Linked DNA regions of Homo sapiens: region 2 is linked to region 1. A link is a loop called in an ENCODE intact Hi-C map of the cell type or tissue named here. Cell type or tissue: PC-3. All regions are shown on one strand. Links, peaks and the distances in the headings refer to the core of each region. The heading gives the core; the rest is flanking DNA. Region 1 overlaps SWT1 (SWT1 RNA endoribonuclease homolog). Region 2 holds the start of LOC105371651 (a long non-coding RNA gene).

Region 1 (13,131 bases), core at 2,565-10,564:
CAGATGTTCATTGAACACCTGCTATACTTGGTATCGTACTAGGCACTGGGGACCAAAGAGAAATAAGATATGACCTCTGAATCCAAACAGCTGTGGAAATAATTCAATCATATTAAAACAGATCTTGCAATCAAAAGGTATTAGTATTTTAATAGAGATATATATATGCAGTGGCGGGAGGAAGGGTTGGCAAAAGATGAGGCTGGATCGAGGTTGGAGGAGTGTGTCTCAGGCCATGCAAAGCAGTTTCCATTTTATCTGATAGGCCAGTATTTCAGATATTCAGAGCTGTTAATTATGTGCCAGAAGTGTTTCTGGTTCAAAAAACTGGAAATATTGCATACTATACCACCTTCTGGGGAAATCACTTGTATTATTAGCATATTAATGGCTTTATAAACCTCTGCTGTAAGGAAATTTTTTTAATTTTAGGAACTTTAAAACATATTGATGCCTGGATCCTCCACCCTAGAGATTCATATGTAATTAGTCTGGGGTGTGCCTGGCAATGAAGATTTAAAAAATTTCCCCAGGTAATTCATATGTGTCAGCAAGGTTGAGAACCTCTAGCCAATATGCTTATCTAGTGGTTCTCAAAGTGTAATCACAAGACCAGCATCATCACCACATCTAACTTGTTAAAAGTGCAGATTTTCAGGCCCTCTCAGATTTATTCAATCAGAAACTGTGGGTATGAGGCCTATAGGTCTGTGTCCTCTAGGTGATTCTGTTCATGCTGAAGGCTGAGCATCACTGGCCCAAGTGATTCTCAGCCCTAGTGGCAGACTATAATCACCTGGGAGTTTAAAAAAATAGGAATGATCTTTTCAAAAAACCAGCTCCTGGATTCATTGAGTTTTTGAAGGGCTTTTCGTGTCTCTGTCTCCTTCATTTCTGCTCTGATCTTACTTATTTCTTTTCTTCTGCTAGCTTTTGAATTTGTTTGCTCTTGCTTCTCTACTTCTTTTAATTGTGATGTTAGAGTGTCAATTTTAGATCTTTCCTGCTTTCTCTTGTGGGCATTTAGTGCTATAAATTTCCCTCTACACACTGCTTTAAATGTGTCCCAGAGATTCTGGTATGTTGTGTCTTTGTTCTCATTGGTTTCAAAAAGAATATCTTTATTTCTGCCTTCATTTCATTATGTACCCAGTAGTCATTCAGGAGCAGGTTGTTCACTTTCCATGTAGTTGAGCGGTTTTGAGTGAGTTTCTTAATCCTGAGTTCTAATTTGATTGCACTGTGGTCTGAGAGACTGTTTGTTATGATTTACATTCTTTTGCATTTGCTGAAGAGTGTTTTACTTCGAATTATGTGGTCAATTTTATTTATTTATTTATTTATTTTTTGAGACGGAGTCTTGCTCTGTCGCCCAGGCTGGAGTGCAGTAGCGCAATCTCAGCTCACTGCAAGCTCCGCCTCCTGGGTTCATGCCATTCTCCTGCCTCAGCCTCCCAAGTAGCTGGGACTACAGGCACCCGCCACCATGCCCAGCTAATTTTTTTGTATTTTTAGTAGAGACCGGGTTTCACCATGTTAGCAAGGATGGTCTCGATCTCCTGACCTCATGATCCACCCCCCTCAGCCTCCCAAAGTGCTGGGATTACAGGCGTGAGCCTCTGCGCCCGGCCTAATTTTAAAATAAGGGCAGTGTGGTGCTGAGAAGAATGTATATTCTGTTGATTTGGGGCGGAGAGTTCTGTAGATGTCTGTTAGGTCTGCCTGGTCCAGAGCTGAGTTCAAGTCCTGGATATCTTTGTTAATTTTCTGTCTCATTGATCTGTCTAATATTGACAGTGGGGTGTTAAAGTCTACCACTATTATTGTGCAGGAGTCTAAGTCTCTTTGTAGGTCTCTAAGAACTTGCTTTATGAATCTGGGTACTCCTGTATTGGGTACAGATGTATTTAGGATAGTTAGCTCTTCTTGTTGCATTAATTCCTTTAGCATTATGTAATGCCTTTGTCTCTTTTGATCTTTGTTTGTTTAAAGTGTGTTTTATCAGAGACTAGGATTGCAACCCCTGCTTTTTTTTCTTTCTATTTGCTTCGTAAATATTCCTCCATCCCTTTATTTTGAGCCTGTGTGTGTCTTTGCACATGAGATGGGTCTCCTGAATACTGCACACCAATGGATCTTGATTCTTTATCCAATTAGCCAGTCTGTGCCTTTTAATTGGGTCATTTAGCCCATTTACATTTAAGGTTAATATTGTTATGTGTGAATTTAATCCTGCCATTATGATGTTAGCTGGTTTTCTTTGCCCGTTAGTTGGTGCAGTTTCTTCATAGTGTCGATGGTCTTTACGTACAATTTGGTATGTTTTTGCAGTGGCTGGTACCGGTTGTTCCTTTCCATGTTTAGTGCTTCCTTCAGGAGCTCTTGTATGGCAGGCCACTAGCTAGACTAATAAAGAAGAAAAGAGAGAAGAATCAAATAGATGCAATAAAAAATGATAAAGGGGATATCACCACCAATCCCACAGAAATACAAACTACCATCAGAGACTACTTATAAACACCTCTATGCAAATAAATTAGAAAATCTAGAAGAATTGGATAAATTTCTGGACACATACACCCTCCCAAGACCAAACCAGGAAGAAGTCGAATCCCTGAATAGACCAGTAACAAGTTCTGAAATTGAGGCAGCAATTAATAGCCTACCAACCAAAAGAAAAGTCCAGGACTAGACAGATTCACAGCTGAATTCTACCAGAGGTACAAAGAGGAGCTGGTATCATTTCTTCTGAAACTATTCCAAACAATAGAAAAAGAGGGAATCCTCCCTAATGCATTTTATGAGGCCAGCATCATCCTGATACCAAAACCTGGCAGAGACACAACAAAAAAGAAAATTTCAGGCAAATATCCCTGATGAACATCAATGCGAAAATCCTAATAAAATTATGGCACACCAAATCCAGCAGCACATCAAAAAGCTTATCCACCATGATCAAGTCAGCTTCATCCCTGAGATGCAAGGCTGGTTCAACATACGCAATTCAATAAATGTAATCCAGCATATAAACAGAGCCAAAGACAAAAACCACATGATTATCTCAATAGATGCAGAAAAGGCCTTTGACAAAATTCAGCAGCCCTTCATGCTAAAAACTCTCAGTAAACTCGGTATTGATACAATGTATCTCAAAATAATAAGAGCTATTTACGACAAACCCATAGCCAGTATCATACTGAATGGGCAAAAACTGAAAGCATTCCTGGCAGAAGACAAGGATGCCCTCTCTCACCACTCCAATTCAGCATAGTATTGGAAGTTCTGGCCAGGGCAATCAGGCAAGAGAAAGAAATAAAGGGTATTCAAATAGGAAGAGAAGAGGTCAAATTGTCTCCGTTTGCAGATGACATGATTGTATATTTAGAAAACCCCATCGTCTCAGCCCAAAATCTCCTTAAGCTGATAAGCAACTTCAGCAAAGTCTCAGGATACAAAATCAATGTGCAAAAATCACAAGCATTCCTTTACAATAATAACAAACAGCCAAATCAAGAGTGAACTCCCATTCACAATTGCTACAAAGACAATAAAATACCTAGGAATACAACTTTTACAAGGGATTTGAACGACCTCTTCAATGAGAACTACAAACCACTGCTCAAAGAAATAAGAGAAGACACAAACAAATAGAAAAACATTTCATGCTCATGAGTAGGAAGAATCAATATCATCAAAATGGCTATACTGCCCAAAGTAATTTATAGATTCACTGCTATTCCGATCAAGCTACCATTGACTTTCTTCACAGAATTGGAAAAAACTACTTTAAATTTCATATGGAACCAAAAAAGAGCCCACATAGCCAAGACAATCCTAAGCAAAAAATAAAAAATCCTAAGCAATCCTAACAAAACTGGAGGCATCACGCTACCTGACTTCAAACCATACTAGAAGGCTACAGTAACAAAAACAGCATGGTACTGGTACCAAAACAGAGACATAGACCAATGGAACAGAACAGAGGCCTCAGAAGTAATGCCACACATCTACAACCATTTGATCTTTGACAAACCTGACAAAAACAAGCAATGGGGAAAGGATTCCCTATTTAATAAATGGTGTTGGGAAAACTGGCTAGCCATATGCAGAAAGCTGAAACTGGATTCCTTCCTTACACCTTACACAAAAATTAACTCAAGAGGGATTAAAGACTTAAACATAAGACCTAAAACCATAAAAACTTTAGAAGAAAACCTAGGCAATACCATTCAGGACATAGGCATGGGCAAAGACTTCATGATTAAAACACCCAAAGCAATGGCAACAAAAGCCAAAATAGACCAATGGGTTCTGATTAAAGAGCTTCTGCACAGCAAAAGAAACTATCATCAGAGTGAACAGGCAACCTACAGAATGGGAGAAAATTTTTGCAATCTATCCATCTGACAAAGGGCTAATATCCAGAATATACAAAGAACTTAAATAGATTTACAAGAAAAAAACAACCCCATCAAAAAGTGGGCAAATGATATGAACAGACACTTCTCAAAAGAAGACATTTATGCAGCCAACAAACATGAAAAAAGCTCATCATCACTAGTCATTAGAGAAATGCAAATCAAAAGCACAATGAGATACTATCTCACACCTGTTAGAATGGCGATCATAAAAAGTGAAGAAACAACAGATGCTGGAGAGGATGTGGAGAAATAGGAATGCTTTTTCACTGTTGGTGGCAATTATTTCCACCATCATGGAAGACAGTGTGATGATTCCTCAAGGATCTAGATCTAGAAATACCATTTGACCCAGCAATCCCGTTCCTGGGTATATATCCAAAGGACTATATGTCATTCCACTATAAAAACACATGCACACATATGTTTATTGCAGCGGTGTTCACAATAGCAAAGACTTGAAACCAACCCAAATGCCTATCAATGATAGACTGGATAAAGAAAGTGTGGCACATATACACCATGGAATACTATACAGCCATAAAAAAGGATGAGTTCATGTCCTTTGCAGGGAGATGGATGACTCTGGAAACCATCATTCTCAGCAAACTAACACAAGAACAGAAAACCAAACACTGCATGTTCTCACTCATAAGTGGGAATTTAACAGTGAGAATACATGGACACAGGGAGGGGAACATCACACACTGGGGCCTGTCAGGGTGGGGTCTAGGGGAGGGATAGCATTAGGAGAAATACCTAATGTAGATGATGGGTTAATGGGTGCAGGAAACCACAATGGAACGTGTATACCTATGTAACAAACCTGCCCATTCTGCACATGTACCCCAGAACTTAAAGTATAATAAAATAATAATAATACTAAAGTAACAGTGGTTGGGCCCTACCTTAATCCTATTAAATCTGAATCTGAGAATGGGACCTGGTCAGACATTTCTACAGACTCCCCAACTGATGTGGGTGGAACCAGGGTTAAGAAGATTTAGCATGTATTGCTTACATAAGCAGTATCTAAAAGAAATAATTACTTGAATTTTAAGGCTAATACAATTTGTTACTCTTTCATCTTAAGGACACCTAGCACTAGGGATAAGAAAAGATTGGTAGCTCTGCTACCTTTTAGCATGTGACCTGGGGTGATTTTTTTTTTTTTTAAACAGAGTATTACTGTGTTTCCCAGGCTGGAGTACAGTGGAGCAATCACGGCTCACTGTAGCATCGAATTCCTGAACTCAGGCAGTCTTCCCACCTCAGTCTCCTGAGTAGCTGGGACTACAGGTACATGCCACCACAGTCAGCTAATTTTTGTATTTTTTGTAGAGATGGGGTTTGCCATATTGCTCAGGCTGGTCTTGAACTCCTGGGCTCAAGTGATCCTCCTTTCTTGGCCTCCCAAAATTCTGGGATTACAGGCATGAGCCACCTTGCCTGGCTTGGGGAAAATTTTTAAAGCTATCTTGAGCCTCAGTGTTCATAAAACAGCCATAATAATACCTTCCCAGAGCATTTCATGGGGTTACTATTGTGCTTTGAGAGCAAGGTGTTGGTATTACTAACCATCAGCAATTCTTAACTTGTTTGTTGGGGAATTTGTTACAAATGTAAAGTTTAAGGTTTTATCCCAGACTAACTTAAATAAAAATATCTGTAGGTATTTGTGTAGAGCAAGGAAGTTGTATTTTTAAGCTTTCCAGGGGATTTGTATGCAGGTGGTGAGAGATCACATTTAATAAAACTAATGCAATTTTTTGTAATGTTACATTAGAGAATGCTTTTCTCTTGAGCTACCAGTAGGGAGCATTGTGAATAAACTGGTTTGCTTAACTCACCATTCACTTATCAACAGGAAACTACAAAATTGTGAATTTTTTTTTTTAAACCGGGCAGATAATAGGCATTTAAATTAAAATTTAATAAAAGTTAATAATTATTTTTTCAAGTGTACATGTAGTGCTTAAAATCTTTCAAGAAACAAAATCATGTTAAATCAAAAGAAGCTCAGTTTAAAAATTTTTTTGCTAAATATTGTTTTAAAATTTTACAATTTAATTTAAATTTAAAATTAAATATTGAAATTGCATGCAATTTGTAGTGACTGCAAATTAGCATTTTTGATGCTTGCTAAAATGACCTAGTTTCATTTGGTTTTGAGATGCATGCTCAGTGATTATATGTTAGCTCTATTCCCTTTTATCTTAAAAATAGTAGATCATATATAGTGTTATATTGGGGCTCGATAATCAGGTGATCTTTAGCTTGGCCTTTCAGTTAAAGAAGTGAATGAAAACATATTTGATAGACTAACAGCTTTGGGTTCTAGTTCTAGATTTATCCCCTTGTAGCTGACTTTGGGCATGTCATTTACCCTCTAAGTCACAGTTTCTTTCCTTGTTAAATGAGAATCCTGGTACCTTCTTTAGAAGAGTGTATGAAATGATGTATGTGAAAATACTTTCTAACTATGTTTACATGCGCTAATCTTGCTTTTTCCTTAAAGTTGATATGTGAAGTTTGAAATGTTTAAAATGTGTATTTCAGTTTTAAGAAAACTCTAAACATGATTGTGGTTAAGATTGAAAAATTAGTGGAGCAGTTGTCGGTATGGTTATATATTTGGCAGCAAAATACCTAATTTTGCAAAGTTAGAAAAGGGATGAGGATCTTGCAAATTCCTATATTTTCTGAACACTTTCTTTTTAGGTAGGAGAAGAACTTCAATTAGCTTATTTGCTATTCATTTAGAAATTGCTTCTCTCCTCATCTTTTCTTTTATATGTATACAGGATTAATTTGAGCACTTTTGTTAATAGTTTTCTCATCTAACCACTAGATAGCCAAGGACAATGTTGATAATTTTTTTTTCAGATAGACAAAAGTGTTTTAAGATTTGTTTTTGGTCAGTACTACATAGTCTTAATTTATACTTTTGTAAACTTATGTCTAGATTGATCAAGTAACTCTTAAGACCACAGAAACCTTTTGCTTAGTATATAAAGATGATAAAGTTTCATTTGGAACAAAATTAATTGGAGAGTTGAATTGCAAATTTCTAAAAATAGGGAAAGTTCTACTTTCTATATTGATCAAAAACATTGTCTACATGTATTTTTGCTTAAACTGTCATCTTTGCAGAGTTAACTAAACAGGTCATGTAATCCAACTCTGAGGCACACTGTAAATGCGTGCAGCTTCAACTTGAAAGCTAATATTCAAAGCAACAATACAAGTGTTGTAGATATGTTTCTGTTTCTGTGAAATAGATGATGAGCTAGCTGCCTGATTTAGAAGCTAAGAAGGAGGGTGAAGGTGAGAAACTTTAACTTGCTTAGGTTTTATGTTTGTATTTCACCTTTATAAAATAAGGTAGAAATTATGTTTTAAAAAACAAAAAAAGGTAATATTTTAAATCCAAAAATATACTAGCTCATGCCCAAATATGTTTGGTTTAACATGTAAAACTTTGCATATGTGAGTTTCATGAACTGAAGTAGCTTTATTTGAAATGTTTGAGATAATGAGTGTTTTCTTGGTTTATTATTTTGACTCATATTTGGGGTGGGAAAGAGGCAGAGGGAATTTCTATTCCTTATAAATAGGTGCATTTTGAGGACATGCTTTTATATTAAAAGATATCTCAAGTGTATATAGCTTAGTTTTTTTTCTAGCTGTCATTTTGTTTGGTCATATTTAAATTTAGCAATAAATGACTGCTAACCGTTGTGTTTGGACATAATCATATGCTGCATGGGCATTTGTACTTGATCATAGAACAGGATTTTGGAAAATAAAACCTCAGTTTCAATTTAGGAAAGGAAGATGATTAATTTTTATTGAGTTGTTTAATCTTCTAAGTTTTAATAACCTCTGTCACATTCTTGTGGCTTTAGTTTGGAATACTTTAGACAGCTATTTTTCTAAAATAATTGCAGTCATGAAGTTTGGGGTTTTTTGGGTGTGATTTGCATATATTTTGTTTTCTTATTAAACCTCTAAAAATTAATTTTCCTTTTAATCTCCTACCCCATTTTAACGTAAGAACAGACCATATATGGTATATTTATGCATTATTTCTGGGAAAAGAAACCTTAAAATCACAGTAGCTTTTCAGATCCACTAATATGCTTCAAAGATACTGATTTTTGCTTTTGAGATAAAATTTTATTAACTTCGCCTCTTTGACTTACTGTATATATTGATAGTTGACCTCTTAAGATTTTGGAAAAGGTTATTTAGAATAGGTCATCCTTTACTTTACACAAAGATAACACACTTTAGGCTACTTCTTTAAACTAGTTGTTGAAACTAAAGATTCTGTCACAGGCATGCTAATGTGTAGAAAATAAAGACCTTAAAAACTTCATCCTTTGAAGTTTAGAAGTGACTTTTTAGACTCTGAACTCATTGCAGTGTGCAAAATATTCAGCCATTGTTATCTAGAGTGGAGGGGTTTATTCATGTTTGTGTCTGACCTACTTTCTTTGAGGCTTGGCCTTTTCACCCTTAGATAATTAGGCTTCACCTCCCACTCTTCAGTTAGGGTTTCACAGCTCCTCAGATATCACTTAGTTACCTTCTCAGACTTTCAACACCTTGTCCTTTCATCACCAAGTATATCAGTTGCTTTGTTGAGTAAGAAAAAATAATACAATTTATTGTTTAAAAATGAAAAGACTTAGTTGCTTCATCCTTCATGCCACCATTTTGTAAAAAATAATTTTATTTTTTATAATTTATTTTATAATCAGTTCCTTAATACTTTGAATGCCTCCAGGGCAGAAACTGTCTTACTTTTCTGTATCTGGAGCCTTGCACAGGTAATGACACATAGTAGATGGTCAGTAAGTGATTATTTAATGAGTGTTTTATAGTCTTTGTGATAGAAGGCAACTTTTTTTAAGGCTGAATGCTAATTATACTACATTATGACATTAGATGAATAGTTAATGTAGAGGTTTTAAAAGAGGTATAGAAGAGAGATGAGCAAGCTATGAAAGGTTAAAGAATAAGAAAATCAGGAGGAAGGAGAAAGACTGGAAGAGAGAGAGATTAAGGAGATTAAAAAGGCATTTATGTCTGGAGCAGATGATGGAGCCTCCAGTAATTCACCCAAATGTCTCTTCGGGTTACATTGTTATCCTTGATTACTTTATCAACTATAGATTATTACTTATGGATTACTCTCTAGATCAACTATGTAAAATAGGGCTAGTAGAAGGAAAGATAGGATCTAATGGAAGAGTTAGACTCAGGGAATATAAGCAGGCAGTTCTTGTTATATTATAGACACATATAAGGTCATATGTGTAAAATATAGACAGTTATTAAGAGCTTTTATGGTATCTATATTGCAGTTTGACAAGCACAGTTAATGTGTATATCAAATTTTAAATGTAATATGTAATAAAATTTTTATTAAAGTAGCTGATAAAATACGTGGCATTCACGTATCAGTCGGACTGAATTTTTCAGTAACCAGCTGATTTTTTTAAACCTGGGTCTGTATGTTACTGAAGATAATACATCACTATGACTTAATTTTTAGAATAACTGGATTTCATTTTACATATCTAAAACTCTTATCTGTGTTTCCCAGCATTTGTCATTCAAGAATTGGAAATAAAGACCTTATATTTACCTTTTAAGGTAACCTCCGCTGATACTTATATCAGCGGAGAAATGCCGCAGTTATTCCCATCGCCCCTAGAGTGGACTTAGGTGTTAGTGTTCCCTTGGCCAGTATAATTCAGTTTTGGATGACAGAGTTAAATGTATCCCATCATAAATTATCAAATCACATCCAAATTAAGCAATTAAATATAATATGAAGATTACTTCTTGAAGACAACAAATATTTTAACTTGTTTATGGAGTTTTTATTTATAATCTGTTCTTTTATTTAAAATTTACTTCTTGTTTTATACCTGACTAATTCTACCTAATGATTTATTGTTCTGATATTTAATTAAAATTCCTTGCTATTAAGTCTCGTTTTAAGAAATGCTAAAACCACCAGATGGAATAAATGACCTAATAAGTCAGTGATGTTAAACACCAGTAAAAGAAATGAAATTAGGGAGAAATCAATAGAAGGGTCTGAATAAGGGCTATCATAATAATTTTAACTTAAATAACAAGTATGTATAGTAAGTATATGGGATAAAGCCAGATGATCAGTTCTAATTCATTCTTACAAAGCAGTTATATAAAAGGCGTAAAGGTAGAGTATACCCTATACTCTAGGATACATTCTAACTAGTTGGGTTTTTGTTTGTTTTGAAACAGGGTTTCACTCGGATGCCCAGGCTGGAGTGCAGTGCTGTGATCTCAGCTCACTGCAACTTCCACCTCCTGGGCTCAGGTGATCCTCTCACCTCAGCCTCTGGAGTACTTGGGACTACAGGCATGTGCCACCACACACAGCCTATTTTTTGTACTTTTTGTAGGGACAGGGTTTCTTCATGTTGCCCAGGCTGGTCTTGATCTCCTGGACTCAAGCAATGCATCTTCTTCAGCTTCCCAAATTGCTGGGATTACAGGTGTGAGCCACCACATCTGGCCTAGGATTAATTTTATCTATTTTGAGAAATATATTCTTGTGCCTCTAAATAACTTTTAGCACCTCAGTAGGCCAACCAGCTGCCAGTAGTGAGAAGTGATACAATGTCCTCAAGGGTGTTTTCCAATAGTAAGAAAAGTTTGATTTTAACTCAGGACAGTGTTTTCCACATAGATGGTACTCAGTAAATACTTAACCGTATATCAGAAACCTCTGGAATTATTAAACATTTTGATGCGCCAATCCCTGTTAACAAGGCATGTTAAACCTTTTTAGAATCAACATATACACTTTCTCTTAACAATAAGGTAACTGGAACTATTAAGTTTAAATTGTCTGATTTTTTTGCTAATATTAAGCTACTTTATTACTATTTAAATATATGTAGTTAATGTATTATTTTTGACAGCATGTAGCTATATATTTTCTCCAGCCAAATTGTTGAAATAAGACAAATAAGTAAAATAATCAAAATTATGTTTATTATTAAAGATAGTGACTTTACGCAGATTTTATTTAAACCTTATTGATAAAAATGTCAGCAGTTTTGTATGCTATTGGAGTGTAAAATAGTATAGAATGTATCGATCAGCCTTCTTTCATGGACTTTCATCCATTTACCCATGCTGCCTATATTCTAGAGAAAGGGAAATACACTCATACATCTCTCTCTCTTTTTTAATATATATAATTCTTTTTCTTAAAAAAAAAATAGGGATAGGGTCTCACTGTGTTGGCCAGGCTGGTCTTGAACCCCTATTCTCAAGCTGTCCTCTCGCCTCAGCCTCCTAAAGTGCTGGGATTACAGATGTGAGCTACCACACCCAGCTAGTCATACATATCTTAATGATGGGGATACATGTTCTTGTGTGAGCATTATAGAGTGTATTTACACAAATCTAGATGGAATAGCCCACTACACACCTAGGCTGTATGGTAAATGGCCTGTTGCTGCTGGATTACAAACCTGTATGGCATGCTACTGTACATACTACAGGGAGTTGTAACACAATGGTAATTATTTGTGTACCTAAACATACGTAAACATAGAAAAGGCATGCTTAAAAATACGGTATAAAAGATAAAAAAAAGGTATACTTGTATAGAACACTTACCACAATGTAGCTTGCAGGAGTGGAAGTGCTCTGGGTGAGTCAGTGGGTGGGTGGTGAGTCAGTGGGTGAGTGGTGAGTGAATGTGAAGGCCCTGGATATGACACTACTATAGACTATAAGCACTGTACACTTAGGCTCCACTCAATTAAAAAATGTTTTCTTTCTTCAATAACAAATTAACCTTAGGTTGTTATAACTTTTTAATTTTATGAACTTTTGATTTTTTAATACTTTTTGACTCTTTTCCAGTAACACTTAGCTTAGAACACAAACAATGGCCAGGCATGGTGGCCGACACCTGTAATCCCGGCACTTTGGGAGGCCAAGGCAGGGGGTTTGCTTGAAGCCCGGAGTTCGAGAGTAGTCTAGGCAACATAGTGAGACACCGTCTCTGCAAAAAAATAAAATTAGCTGGGCATGGTGTTGTGTGTCTGTAGTCTCAGCTACTTGGGAGGCTGAGGCAGGAGGATTGCTTGAGCCCCCCACGAGTTCAAGGTTAAAGTGAGCTATGATTGCATAACTGCATTCCAGCTTGGGCAACAGAGTGAGACCCCATCTCTAAGAACGATTTTTTATATTTAAAAATAAAATAAAAAAGGACCACCCCTTTCAGATCTATGCTTTCTAGAAAACACACACATTGTACAACTGTATAAAAATATTTTCTTTCTTGATATCCTTACTCTGTAGCTTTTTTCTTTTTATAACAATTTTTATTTATTTTTTACTTTTTAAGCTTTTTTGTTAAAAACTAATACACGAAACATACACATTACCCTAGGCCTACACAGGGTCAGGATCATCAGTGTCACTGTCTTCCACCGCCATGTCTTGTCCCACTGGAAGGTCCTCAGAGATAGTAACACACATGGAGCTGTCTCCTATGATAACAGTGCCTTCTTCTGAAATACCTCTCAAAGAACCTACCTGAGGCTCTTTTTAGTTAACTTTTTTAATAAGTAGAAGGAATATACCCTAAAATAATAATAAAAAGTATAGTAGAGTAAATATAGTAAATACA
Region 2 (13,131 bases), core at 3,722-11,721, 53 kb after region 1:
TTCCAACTTCTCTTCATCTTGGACAACACTTGTTATTTTCCCTTTTTTGGTTTTGGTTAGTTATTGCCATCCTGATGAGTATGAAATTGTATCTCATTGTGATTTCAATTTGTATTTCTCTAATATTAATTAGGGAAGAGGTTGAACTTCTTTTCATGTGCTATTTGGCCATTTGTATATCTTCTGGAGAAATGTCTATTCAAGCCCTTTGCTCATTTTTAGTGGGTTGGCTTTCTTTCTGTTATTAGAATTCTTTATGAGGAATTTGGCCTCAGGCCAAAATCTTACGTGATGTTTGAGCCCACTATAGACAATTACAAGGCTTTATCTGACAAACTCAATGGCGGAAGCTGCTTTCCCCATACCTAAGGAAATGTTGACCTAAAAGGAAGAGTTGAGGCACAAAATATAATTTAAAGAGTTTACTTGAGCCAGAGTGAAGACAGCTGCCCCTGGTGTGTGTTAAAGTTGCCTTGGGGAGTGTACCCTCAGCCCTTGTTACAAGCAAATTTTTAAAGGGAGAGAGAACAAGGAGTGGGCTAATACAAAGTTATTTGACAGGAATTCTCAATAGTTGACAGATATATCATTGTTCAGTGATTGGCTATACATTTTTGAATTAGAGGGTATGAGTTAGGGTGTCCAGCATATGGCAGTTGTGGCTTCTTCTTGTCAGTTAGCCTAGAGCCCACATAGCAAGTGTCTTCAAGAGATAATTATTTAGCTCAAGGGGGAGTGATGTGACTGCTGTTTCATTCCAGTGCCTCTCTGGACCTGATAATTTAAACAGGCTTGCATTCCTCAGATAAGTGTCTTTTTTTTTTTTTTCCATGCCAGTGTATGCTGTTTTCTGGAGGTACTTACTGGCAGTGACTGAGACTCCCTGCAGCCACACTCACACACAGCTGTATTCCTAGCTCAGGTGACTCTGTTTGGAGGCCTTCTTATGAGGAGATGGGGGAGTTGGCTGAGGCACTTCCCAGGTACCTCCACTGAGGCTTCCTTTTGGAGGCTTTGACTAAGGTATTTCTGTCTTATCTGACTCAGTACTTTTCTGCTTCTAGCCCTTCCTCCTCTTCCTCCCCGTGGGCCCCTGGGTTCATGAAGATGCAGAGAGGCAGCAGCCTTCTTCAGGGCTTCTCAGCAGTGAGACAGTGTGCCCCACCCCGACAACCCAGCAGTGCATATTTATCTCACCCTTTCCTAGGGAAGTAATGAAACACTGGAGAACTAGCACCTCTCATTTTGCCCCTTGCTTATACTGTGGCAAGAAGTGAATAAAAACTTGATGGTTACTTTTAATTTGCCTTGTCCTTATTAACCACATCAACACCTGGCGGTTCAACATGTTATATATTCTGGATATTAGACCCTTATCAGATACATAATTTGCACATATTTTCTCCCACTCTGTAAGTTGTCTTCACTTTTTGGTAGTATCCTTTGGTGCACAAAAGTTTTTAATTTTGATTATTTATGTATTTTTTTCTTGCATTGCCCATGCTTTTAAGACTACCTAAGAATCCATTGCCAAACCTAAGGTTATGAAGATTTATCCCAGTGTTTTCTTCTAACATTTTTATAGTTTTAGCTCTTACAGTTAGGCCATTGATCCATTTTGAGTTAATTTTTGTATATGATGTAAGGTAAGGGGTCCAGCTTCATTCATGCATTCATCCATCCATATACATGTATGTGGATATCAGGTTTTCCTAATAGTATTATTGTTGAAGAGACCATTCTTTCTCCATTGAATGGTCTTAGCATCCTTGATGAAAATCAGTTGACCATATATGTGAGGGTTTACTTCAGAACTTTTAGTTCTGATTCATTGGATGTCTGTCTGTCTGCTCATACCAAACTATTTTGGTAATAGTTGCTTTGTAGTGAGTTTTGAAATTGACAAGTGTAAGTCCTCTAACATTTTCCTTTTTCAAGGTTTTGTTATTTGGGATGCCTTGCAATTCTATCTGAATTTTAGGATCAGCTTTTCTGTTTCTACAAAAAAGGTTGTTGGGATTTTGATAGAAATTGCATTGACAATGTAGATCAGTTTGGGGAGTATTACCATCTTACTAAATATTACAGTCCATTAACATAGGATGCTTTTTCTCTTATTTAGATATTCTTTAATTTCCTTCAGCAGTGGTTTTTGTTTTTGTTTTTGAGACAGAGTCTCACTCTGTCGCCCAGACTGGATTGCAGTGGCGCGATCTCGGCTCACTGCAACCTCTGCCTCTTGGGTTCAAGCAATTTTCCTGCCTTAGCCTCCTGAGTAGCTGGGATTACAGGTGCACGCCACCAGGCCCGGCTAATTTTTGTATGTTTTTAGTAGAGACGGGGTTTCACCATGTTGGCCAGGCTGGTCTCGAACTCCTGACCTTGTGATCTGCCCGCCTCAGCCTCCCAAAGTGCTGGGATTACAGGCATGAGCCACCGCATATGGGCAGTGTACAGGTCTTATACCTCTTTGATTAAATTGATTCCCGAGTATTTTATTATTTTTGATGCTATCATAAGTGGAATTATTTCCTTTTCTGCTTGTTCATTGCTAATGTATAGAAATACAATTGATTTTGTGTGTTGATCTTTTACATTGCAACTTTGCTGAATTAGTTTATTAGATCTAGCAGTTATTTTGTGACTTCTTTAGGATCTACAAATAGAAATTATTCTGTTTCTTTGTTTCCAGTTTGGATCTCTTTTATTTCTTATTCATGCCTAATTGCTCTGGCTAGAACTTCTAGTACAATGTTGAATAGTACAAAGTTGTACAAAGTTGTACAAAATGGTACAAAGTTGAATAGTGAAAGAAGCCTTCCTTATCGTGTTCTTGATCTGAGGAGGAAAGCATTCATTCTTTTACCGTTGATGTTAGCTATTATATACTGCTTTTATATTTGTATTTTATATATTACATTGTATTTCATTTTTCTTTTATTTGACGTACACATTGCAAATGTAGAAATTTGCAATAGAAAATTCAGAAAAATAGAAAAATTCAGAGGGTTGTAAAACACATATCCATTATAGACCTCATTCTTGGATTTTGGAAAAATTGCATCCAGCACTGGAATTAGATCATGTAAATTCACTAGTACCATGCCACTTTGACCAAATTGGTTATGCGAAAGGAATCACAAAACTGTGTGGAATTATTTTTAAATTGTATGATAAAATTTCTAGTTATTTTGACCCGAGATTTGGTCAAAGCAAATTTGATACCATTAATAGGAAAATCTAGAGAAATAGTGGCTGTTATTTTGCAGAATCTCATGAATCGCAGAACCAGAAGCAACCTCCAGTTTTGAGCTCTGTTCTCGAAAGGATCAGGAATTGGAATAATTCCTCTTGGAAAAAAAGAAATAGGGACATAAAATATTTGTACTATCAGAGGAAGAAGGGAAAGAGAGTTTTTGTTTTATTTTAGGCAGACTCAGGTCAGATAGATGGTTTTTATAGGCCCAATATAAAGGAAGAACTATCTAGCAGTGAACTGCGTCTTACAATAGTGAGTGTCCCATCACCAGGAGGGAAAAGCTGAGGTCAGATGACTCACTGGAGATGCTGCAGAAGACAAGCAGAGGTGTTAAGGTGCCCCTGCAGCCAATATTCTGTCATTCTACAGATTAACCACCAGGTAAAGGAACTTAAGAATGCCTATCACCATGATCTAATAAAAAGTATAGGCCAAGCAGACACTATGAAAAACAGCCAATACTTTTCTCAGCCAGTGATGACGGAACTTGCTACAGGAAGCAAAATCTGTAGGTGATAATCCATTGTCCAGAATACTAACTCACGTGAATTAAGAAACAAATGCCACTAGGAGGAAAAGAGAAGATAGAGCTCATTTCTTAATTACAAGGGGTGAGAGGAAGAAAAACATAAGACACAGAAATAGATTCAAAAGTCTAGTTACTGAAGGATATTTTTTTCACATGTGGAATAAATAAGGACAGGAATAGGGGCCTACCCTTTTAGTTTGTTTCGTTTTTAAGTTTGTAAGAAAACATTTATATCTCTGCTATTTTGAATCCCTTAAGAGTGTTTCAAAATCATTTTTTTGAGTAGTTGTGAAGAATTGGCAGCACCATAGCCCTATTTTTAAACTTTAAATGTAGAAAATGAGATTAGGGTTACACAAAGCCAAAAGTCAGATTTAAATTTTTTTTATTATTATTTTTAGGGAGCAGGTCACACTGTATTGCTTAGGCTGCTCTCAAACTCCTGGCCTTCATGATCCTGCTGCCTCAGCCTTCTGAGTTGCTAGGATTACAGATGTGAGCCACCCAAAAGTCAGGCTTTAATCAGTCTCAGAGAAACCACACATTGTCAAGAAGTGACATTATTCCAAATATGGTACATTTACTTTATTATTATTTACTTCGGTGTTGTCACTACTCCTTGTCCTGTCCCGAGTTCTGATTGTCCCCTCAGTTCTTCTTCCTTTGTACTCTCCATCAAGAGATCTGTCATGTGGGAGGGGCAGTGGGAGAGGTAGCTAGTGGTTCTCTCCAACACCATGAATATGGCAGAGCTATCTCAGAAGCCAAGGAAGTAATGACAGTGTAACTGTTAAAATAAAAATGACTGCCAGTTTTGAATACTTAACATGCCAGATGCTATACTAGATGTTGGGTGCTCTTTGTGAACTTACATAGACCATCTCCCAGTAGATTAAAAGAGTTATTTACGGGATTGAATTCTTTGACACTTTGAATTCTAGATGCTAGATATAATGGATTGGTGTCCTACAATTTGGGATTCCACAATTTGTAGTCTCATGTTAGCTTTTGAGAGCCTGGCTGGCTTTGCCTGAAGTAAAATTGTGAAGTAGATATGGCACATATTAAGCACTCCCTGCTTCCCCACCCTTGGTTTAAGGTTACTAACATTCCTTTGGTAACTGCTAGGTAACTTGTCTCAGCAATATTTCTAAGAATTGAAACTCTGTCAACTTCCTTACCCCTCTCAAGTATCTGTTCCTTTCAGGAGGTACATCCTCTTAATATCCTCCAGTCTGCCTCTTCTTTACTCTCAAGCCAAATAAGAGAAAAATAAAAATATAATGGACTAATACTGGGATTTGAAATACATTCTTTGATATTTGAGGTAAAATACCATCAATTATGATTAGCACAAACAAATAACATAGGAAGATAAAAGCACTTAGTTGCACAAATTCTTACATAGCCAACATGAAGACAACCTTGGTGTGATTCCTAGAATTCTGGAATTAGGGCTTCTTCCGTGGTGGACCTGCCACCAACAGGCAAAGCTGGATGCCTAACATAGCCTTTTATATAATGGGCTTGGTTGAACAATCTAGTTCTACCTTACTCTCTGAAGGACCTCTCTTAGTAGGAAATGGGCTTATGTTAAGATGTTTTAATCCAAGGGGTAAGCCACACAGTTGGAATAGAATTTTTAATATATCCAAAGGAAATGAAATCAGTATGTCAAAAAGATATCTGCACTCCAATGTTCATTGCAGCACCATTTACAATAGCCAAGATACAGAATCAACCTAAATGTCTATCAGTGAACGAATGGATAAAGAGAATGTGGGATATATACACAGTGGAATACTATTCACTCTTAAAAAAAGAAGAAAATCCTGTCATCTGGAACAACATGGATGAACCTAAAAGACATTAATAAACCAGGCACAGAAAGACAGATACCCACATGTTCTCACTGATATGTGGAATCTAAAAAAGTATGAGTAGAAAATAAAATGGTGGTTACCAGGGGCTAGGAGGATGGGGGGCTTTGAGGAGATGGTGGTGAAAGGACACAAAATTTCAGATAGGAGAAATAAGTTCAGAGATCTATTGTACAACATGGTGACTTTAGTTAATGACAATGTATTGTATTTTGAAAATCACTAAGAAAGTAGAGTTTGGCTAGATGCACTGGCTCATGCCTGCAATCCCAACACTTTTGGAGGCTAACATGGGAGAATTGCTTGAGCCCAGGAATGAGACCAGACAGGGCAACATAGTGAGACCCTGTCTCTACCAAAAAAAAAAGCAAAACAAAACAAAACAAAATTAGATGTGGTGGTGTGTACCAGTGATCCCAGCTACTTGGGAGGCTAAGGTTAGAGGATCACTTGAGCCCAGGAGGTTGAGGCTATGGTGAGCTGTGATTGCACCACTGTACTCCAGCCTGGACAACAGGAGTGAGACCCTGTCTTTTAAAAATAATAACTAAGGCTGGGCGTGGTGGCTCATGCATGTAATCCTAGCACTTTGGGAGGCCATGGTAGGAGGATCACTTGAGCCCAAGAGTTCGAGGCCAGCCTGGGCAAGATGCTGAGACTCTATCTCTAAAAAAAGTTTTTTTTTAAATAGTAATTTTAAAAATGTAGATTTTACATGTCCTCGCCACAAAAATAAGTGTGTGGAATAATGCATATGTTATTTAGCTTGATTGAGCCATTCTACAATATATACCTAGTTCAGAATATCATGTTATACATAATATATATATATTTTTTATTTGTCAATTAAAATGTAAAATAAAATGAAAAAGAATTTTTATTTCTCTGACTAGCTGTCTTGCAATGATTTAATATTTCTTTTTCTCCTAGGGAAAAGTTAACCATTGGATGCCGCCAGCTGGTTGAGATGGAATATACCATGCAGCAGTGCAATGCATCTGTTTATATGGAGGCCAAAAACAGGGGATGGTGTGAAGACATGCTCAACTATAGGATATAAGTACTGATTTGTAACTTTAAAGGAATTGCATTTGTCCTTAAGAATAACAGAGTAGTTTTCAATCTGGTCACTCTTTTGGGCCAAACCCAAGAGAATTTTAAGAAATGTTTCATAGGTATAAAAAGGTGATCGCCTATTACTGACAGTCTCATTGTAGCTCTAAAAAGCCTAATGTATCCACTGTGGAATAAACTCCATAGACTCAACTCTTCTGGAGTTCACAATGCCTCCCTACCTCTATTCTTGATAGTGAGCCAGTATCTCTAAGGAAAGGAGAGCCGTATTTTTAGTCATCCTAGGGCAGGAGCCACTGTGGCATCTGAGGAAGACCCAGGGTACAGTATTAGCATTTCTTTCAACCCTAAGTATGGGCATGTGACCAGAGACACTGCCAAACCCTAAGAAATCATTAGGGCATGATCATGCTCACCATATTTCACAAATGAAATCTTAATGTGGGCTGTTTTTTATGATCAAACTGTCATCCATGTTGACCTGATGAAAATAACACCCTCCTTCACCTCCCTCAGGGTAATGAAAGTAGAAATTTGACTGAAGCTCCTACTTCCTTATACAGCCTTTCCTTCTGTGGGCTTGTCACTTTTCAGTACATTTCTAGTGGGGAAGAGCAGGGCGACCCCTCTGCTGGGTTTCTCCTTAAATGTGAAGCAAAATAAATTTATATAATGGAATTTGGTGGCAGTGACTGATGTTTGTCTCTAGCTAAAACCAACTGTTTAGTTGACTTTTTAGTTATAGGATAAGTTGGAAGTCCTTGTTTACTGGAATATATTATGCTTTTGTTAACACATTAGATTAAATAGAATTTGGTATTCTATTATAAATGTTTATTTTTTAAAGCAATAAATAACTTATTTTTGGTAAGATTTGGCTTTTTACTTCCAAATTGTTTCTGATATGTACATAAGGTATGATTATAAAAGTGACTGTCTGCAATAAAAGAGAACTTGTTCAGGATATTCACTAGTTGGTGTAGAACCTGTTAAGCTTTGGGTTTGCCAGATTAGGGAACCACACCACCAGCCGCACAGATGGGGCTCAAAGTGCTGTCAGAGATTATGAGCTTCTGGGCAAATGGGGAAGCTTTAAGAGGGCATCTCTGCTCTCTGCCTCTTTCCTTTTCTTTCCTGAGAAGCCAAATAAATATACATTCATCTGTTGCCTGCTGACCCCCATGAAAAGAAGTTTTTTCAGACCCTTATCCTTCAACTTCTAGTTGTTATTGTTGGGTTTTTGTTTTTCCTTGTTCTGGTAACTCCTCTTTTTTTTTTTTTTATCGCTTTAATATAGGTTAATCCTTTCCTTAAAATTTCTTTTCAGTCTTATCACATATTTACCCTTATGCCTACTTCAGTCTTATATAAAAAACTTTTTCAATATTATTGAGATGTGAAGATGTCCTTTTTTAACTTTCTAGTCTTTTTTATTCAAAAACATTGTTTTAAAATTTTTGTTTTAGCTTTTATTTCTTCCATTTGAAATCATTTGAAATGTCAGGTCTTGCTTTTTTTTGTTTGTTTTTCCCTCTCCCTTCTTTGTTGCTTTTTTTTTTTTTTTATGATCGTAAACTTTATTACTTTTCTATTTGTTGTCCTAATCATGTAATGCAGGGGTTGAGAGTTCCTTTACTGTTTTGCAACTTCCTTTTTTTTTTTTTTTTTTTGAGGCAGAGTCTCACTCTGTCACCCAGGCTGGAGCGTAGTGGCTCGATCTCGGCTCACTGCAACCTCCGCCTCTTGGATTCAAGCAGTTCTCATACCTCAGCTTCCCAAGTAGCTGGGATTACAGGCATGTACCAGTATGCCTGGCTAATTTTTTTTTTGTATTTTTAGTAGACACAGGATCTCACCATGTTTGCCAAGCTGGTTTTGAACTCCTGACCTCAAGTTATCCACCTGCCTTGGCCTCCCAAAGTGCTGGGATTACAGGCATGAGCCACTACACTTGGCCTTTGAAACTTACTTTTACAAAAGATAGTTCATTTCTCTCCTGGGAAGACCAGCGAACATCCTCTGGTTTGGAGGGCCTCCAGCTCTCTCCATATTCTGAGCCAAGGAAAAGCTGGCTAAAGAATTGAAGTCTGTTGTGTCCCCACAGGGTCCTCTTGTTAAAACCTGCAGTGGTCAATTGTGACTGCACAGACTAGAACTTCACAGATGGGTTAATCCCACTTTCACATTGTGGATCTTTGACTGTCACATGAAAGACCAGGTGACACAAGACACATCTGAAGCTCTATTTCCTTGCTATTTTGAACATTATTTTAAGGGAGAACGAAAGTCCTTTCATTGTCAGTCCAGGTTTATTTAGATGGTGTCTTGGTCAGCTTTCAGAGCCTAGGTCACATTGTTCATATTCTTGACTTTTTGCTCTCTTAGCTAGCATGACAGGTTGGGATGAATTTCCCTCTTTCCTCAAAGTCTGGTGACTGCATCCAGTCTCTAAGGATGTGATGCTACCCATGGCCCTTTTCTGACTTCGAGATTGGACAGGCCAGTCACACTTCTATTTATTGGGTATATATAAAACCCACTCCAGTGAACAGAACTGAGCCCCATGAAGGCAGGAACTACACTGTGTGTAGTGTCTCATAGTTGTGGTTAGTTAATATTTTTGACAAATTGACCTGCAGGCTCACCTACTCTAAAACAAAAGACATACTTTACCTTTGCCTACCAAAGTTTGACTTGAAAGCTTTTAAGTTTGTCTGGTCTGTCAGGTGAAAAGCCACTCAGTAAAGTCAAACAGATACACCTCTTAGATCTTGGAATATGGCCCACAGAAATGGATTCTTCTGGAGCCAGAGTACCTCAAGATGTTGGCTTTCCTGAGGGTTTTAGTATTATATATACTTGTATTTTTAAAAATCCATCTCTGTATTCATGGAATTCTTTAATATCTTTGGCTGTTGTTAAAAGCAAGAATTGGCCACCCTGAGGGTTTGTAGACTAGTTTTGGCCTGTGACAGGAATCCTTTTTAATTCTAGCTTTGTTTATGAACTAGATGTAGTTTGTCTCAAATTAATTCTCGATGTTGAAAACACTGAGGACAGATTCTTGAGCAGAATTACCAGTTATAAGCCTGGAAGGTGAGGTGGTGGACACCCAAATCCGAGCTACTAGCTTGGTTCAGTCTTCTTAAAGCACAAACCATTTTCAACATCCTATTCTTTATTTCTAATGAGGTAAAATATGGACATGTTCTAGCCCTTCTTCTAAGCTTGATATTTTAAAGGTTTGGTACCACTTTGGTTAAGCTAGAAAAACAAAACTTTTTTTCCTTCGTAAGTGTAGAGTTCTGTGAGTTCTGTCAAACATGTAATCAATCAATCATCAGCAGTCAAGATATTGAAGTCACACCACCCCTAAAAATTCCCTCATGTCCCTTTGTAATTAACTCCCATTCCCAGCTCAGGAGGCCATTGATGTGTTTGCCTTCCCTGTAGTTTTTCCTATTCCTGAATGCTATATAAATGGAGACTGTTTTTTTAAGAGACAGGGTCTTGCTATGTTGCCCAAGTGCAGTGGCTGTTCAGACATTATAGCATACTACAGCCTTGAACTCCTGGGCTCAGGCAATCCTCTCACCTCAGCCTCCTGAGTAGCTGGGACTACAAGTGCATGCCACTATGCCCAGCTAATGGAGGCTTTTGAGTCTGGCTTTTTATTTAGCATGATGCTTGAGACTTATCCATATTATCAGTAGTTCATTATTTTATTCCCAAGAAGTATTGCATTGCCATGGATGTACAAATTTATTCATTCACCAGGTGGAAGGCTACTTCACTGAATTCAGTTTTTGGTGATTATGAATAAAGTTGCTATATTCACATACAGGTTTGTGTGAATATGTTCCTTCACTTGGGTAAATACCTACGAATGGGATTGCTTTGTCACAGATTATTAGAAAATGGATGGATTGTTTTTTAAACTGCCTGTGCACCTTTGCAGTTCCTCCAGCAATGTATGAGAGTTCAAGTTGCTCTGCATCGTAAGCAGAATTTGGTATATTCAGTTTCAATAGGTGTATGCCATTTTGGTTTTAATTTACATTTTCTTAATGATTTATGATAGTATTTTCCTGTGTTCTTATGGCATCAACTTCTTTTGCAAAGTGTCTTCAAATATTTTACCCATTTAAAAATCGTTTTAACAGATCTCATCTTATTACCTTGCTGGACATTTCATCTCAGTAGTTTCATTACTCCAAGTTAGGTCTTTCTGTGTGCCTTTTTTTTCTGGCTAAAATTATGTTACTTCCTTTGGTCATCCTGAGCAAGTGTGTGGCCTCTATTCAGATATATGCCTCTGTTAAAGGCATTCCACACAGATCCAGCATAATGATTGAGTTTTGCTTCTCACCTTTGTTCTCTCCACCCAGTAAGGTGTGGAGCTGTTAATAAAGTTCATTATTTTATTGGCCAAGATTATTGATGCTCATAGGTTGAAGAACCCATGACATTCACATGAGTTTGTATGTTCCTGTTTATAAACTCTACTTGTTCAAAGTGTCATTAATATTCTTGAGAAACTGGCAGTTTTATTATGAAGGATATCTGCAATTCATAGCAATTACTCCTTTTTAACCTAGAGACACTGATTTAACTTAATAAAACCTGTTTATAGGATGAAACTTGTAGCTCAGTCTTACCAAGGATTTAAGGATTCATATATGAGTGTTTTTCTTTCTCCTTTACACCTAGTTAATTAACCTTGTATCTTATGTCTCACTTGCTGACTCTTCAGACCTTTTTTTTTTGGAACAAAAAGCAGCTGCGTGTAAATTACGACAGCAACTGAATTTTCCATGAATCATATTCACTTTTCTGAAGGCAACTCTGCATGCAGTTACAGAAATGTCCTACTGGGGCTCCTCCTTTGCCTACTTCAATTTTAAGAATTCTGAGGTCAGGAGAGGTAATAGGGCACACACCTAATTTGTTAATTAAGCAAGGATTCTAATGATATATCACATACTCAAATCCTGGATTTTCCCTAAAATATGATTATTATATTGGGAATTTGAAAACATGTTGAGCAGTGGTAAAGTACATGACACACTAGAAGCCAAAAATCAGAACCCTACATTTAAAGTTCATAATAAAAGATCCACCCGAGTATAACCAATAATATTTGGTTTAGATATTTTATAGCTTTTCTACCTTTTTAGGAAATTTAGAGTGTTTTATTAAGTTGACCAGAAGTGTGGTATTATCAATATTATTTTGAAACTATTCAAAAATTCCTACTGGTTAAAAAGCTTTTTTTTTTTTTTAAATTGTGCTGAGGCTATGCCATTTTCTCCCTCTCTGAAGAAAGTATGTACCTTTTAGATACAGATTAACAGTAACAAATGGCCACTGAGCACTGCTTTTTTTCCTTTATGGAAACTTCTCATGTTCATGCAGACTAGCTACAACAGCTTCTTAAAAAAAGATACTTTTTGGCCACCAAACTACCTCTTTGGCATCCAAGGTAATGCAGGAAAACTTTGACCCAAAGTATTCCCATATATTATTTGCATTAAGCATGTCACTTATGAAATGAGAAGTGATCTCAAGGATTTTAGTGCTGAATCCTCAACTAAAATTTTATTTCCTTGTGCTGAATAGAACACATACAGATCCATATTAAAAACAGTCATCATATTAGGCAAATTCAATCTGTCAATGTAGTTTTAGTCCAGAACCAAACCAGTGATAGTTAGGAATTACAGAGTTACCAACCAAACTGATTTGCTTTCCTGGTGGTTCTTTGTGTAACAGATGAGAGAAATAAAGTGGCAGAGTACCAGTGAACATTTGGAGAAAATACCTAATTATTTTCTTCCTAACCCAAGTTAGCCACTGAATAGTCATCTCAGAATAGTCACCTCATCCCAGTTGGCCCATTAGGTTCCTGTGTGCTTCATCTTCTGTGAGAAAAAAAAACCTTATATCATTCCTTATTTCAGATGTAAGATGCCAGGTGAGTTATTTTCCACAAATTTCTTAAGCTCATTACTGGAAAAAAAAATTTCTCAAAACTTTTAGTAATGAATGAGTGTACAAGCAGCAATTGGATATTAATCCCATGGTGCAAGGATTTCCTGCAAAGTACCTTTAATGTGTTTAAATCAGCAGCAAGCATTAGGACATGCTATTTTGGCCCCATAAGTTAGGTGTGTAGCACTACACATTAGACACCAAGTCATCCCAACCAATATTTATCCATATGAACAGATAAACTGAACAAAAACATAGTTCTGATAAAACCTGCATTCACAACCTAATGTAGTTTAAAGTAAATTTTTTCACAATTGAGGGCTGCTATTTAGGACTGTTTTGTTAATAATAAAAACAGGAATTATATAGAAGATAAAACACCATTTTTTACTGCTATA

What was found. A loop is a pair of places that touch in the nucleus more often than their neighbours do. Peaks named below come from ENCODE experiments on the same cell type or tissue, not always from the same donor. Only the 100,000 strongest peaks of a DNase experiment are listed, where the experiment ranks them.
Region 2: it touches region 1 in a loop (2.9-fold over the local background); 8 of 110 quality-filtered maps call a loop at or near these places.

Annotation. Positions count from the first base shown.
Region 1 is chr1:185,232,413-185,245,543 of GRCh38, forward strand. The region is part of intron 16 of SWT1 (SWT1 RNA endoribonuclease homolog); the gene reads left to right. Among named protein-coding and RNA genes, the nearest start is that of IVNS1ABP, 78 kb to the right of the region's middle. In PC-3, for the core only: a CTCF peak has its summit at 6,191; no DNase peak of the experiment used is centred there.
Region 2 is chr1:185,284,076-185,297,206 of GRCh38, forward strand. It overlaps SWT1 (SWT1 RNA endoribonuclease homolog), which reads left to right. Exons shown (of 19, transcript NM_017673.7): 19 at 6,599-7,706. The coding sequence ends at 6,728. LOC105371651 (a long non-coding RNA gene) reads right to left here and starts at 6,599. Exons shown (of 3, transcript XR_922360.3): 1 at 1-6,599. IVNS1ABP (influenza virus NS1A binding protein) reads right to left here. Exons shown (of 15, transcript NM_006469.5): 15 at 12,313-13,131. In PC-3, for the core only: no CTCF peak of the experiment used is centred there; no DNase peak of the experiment used is centred there.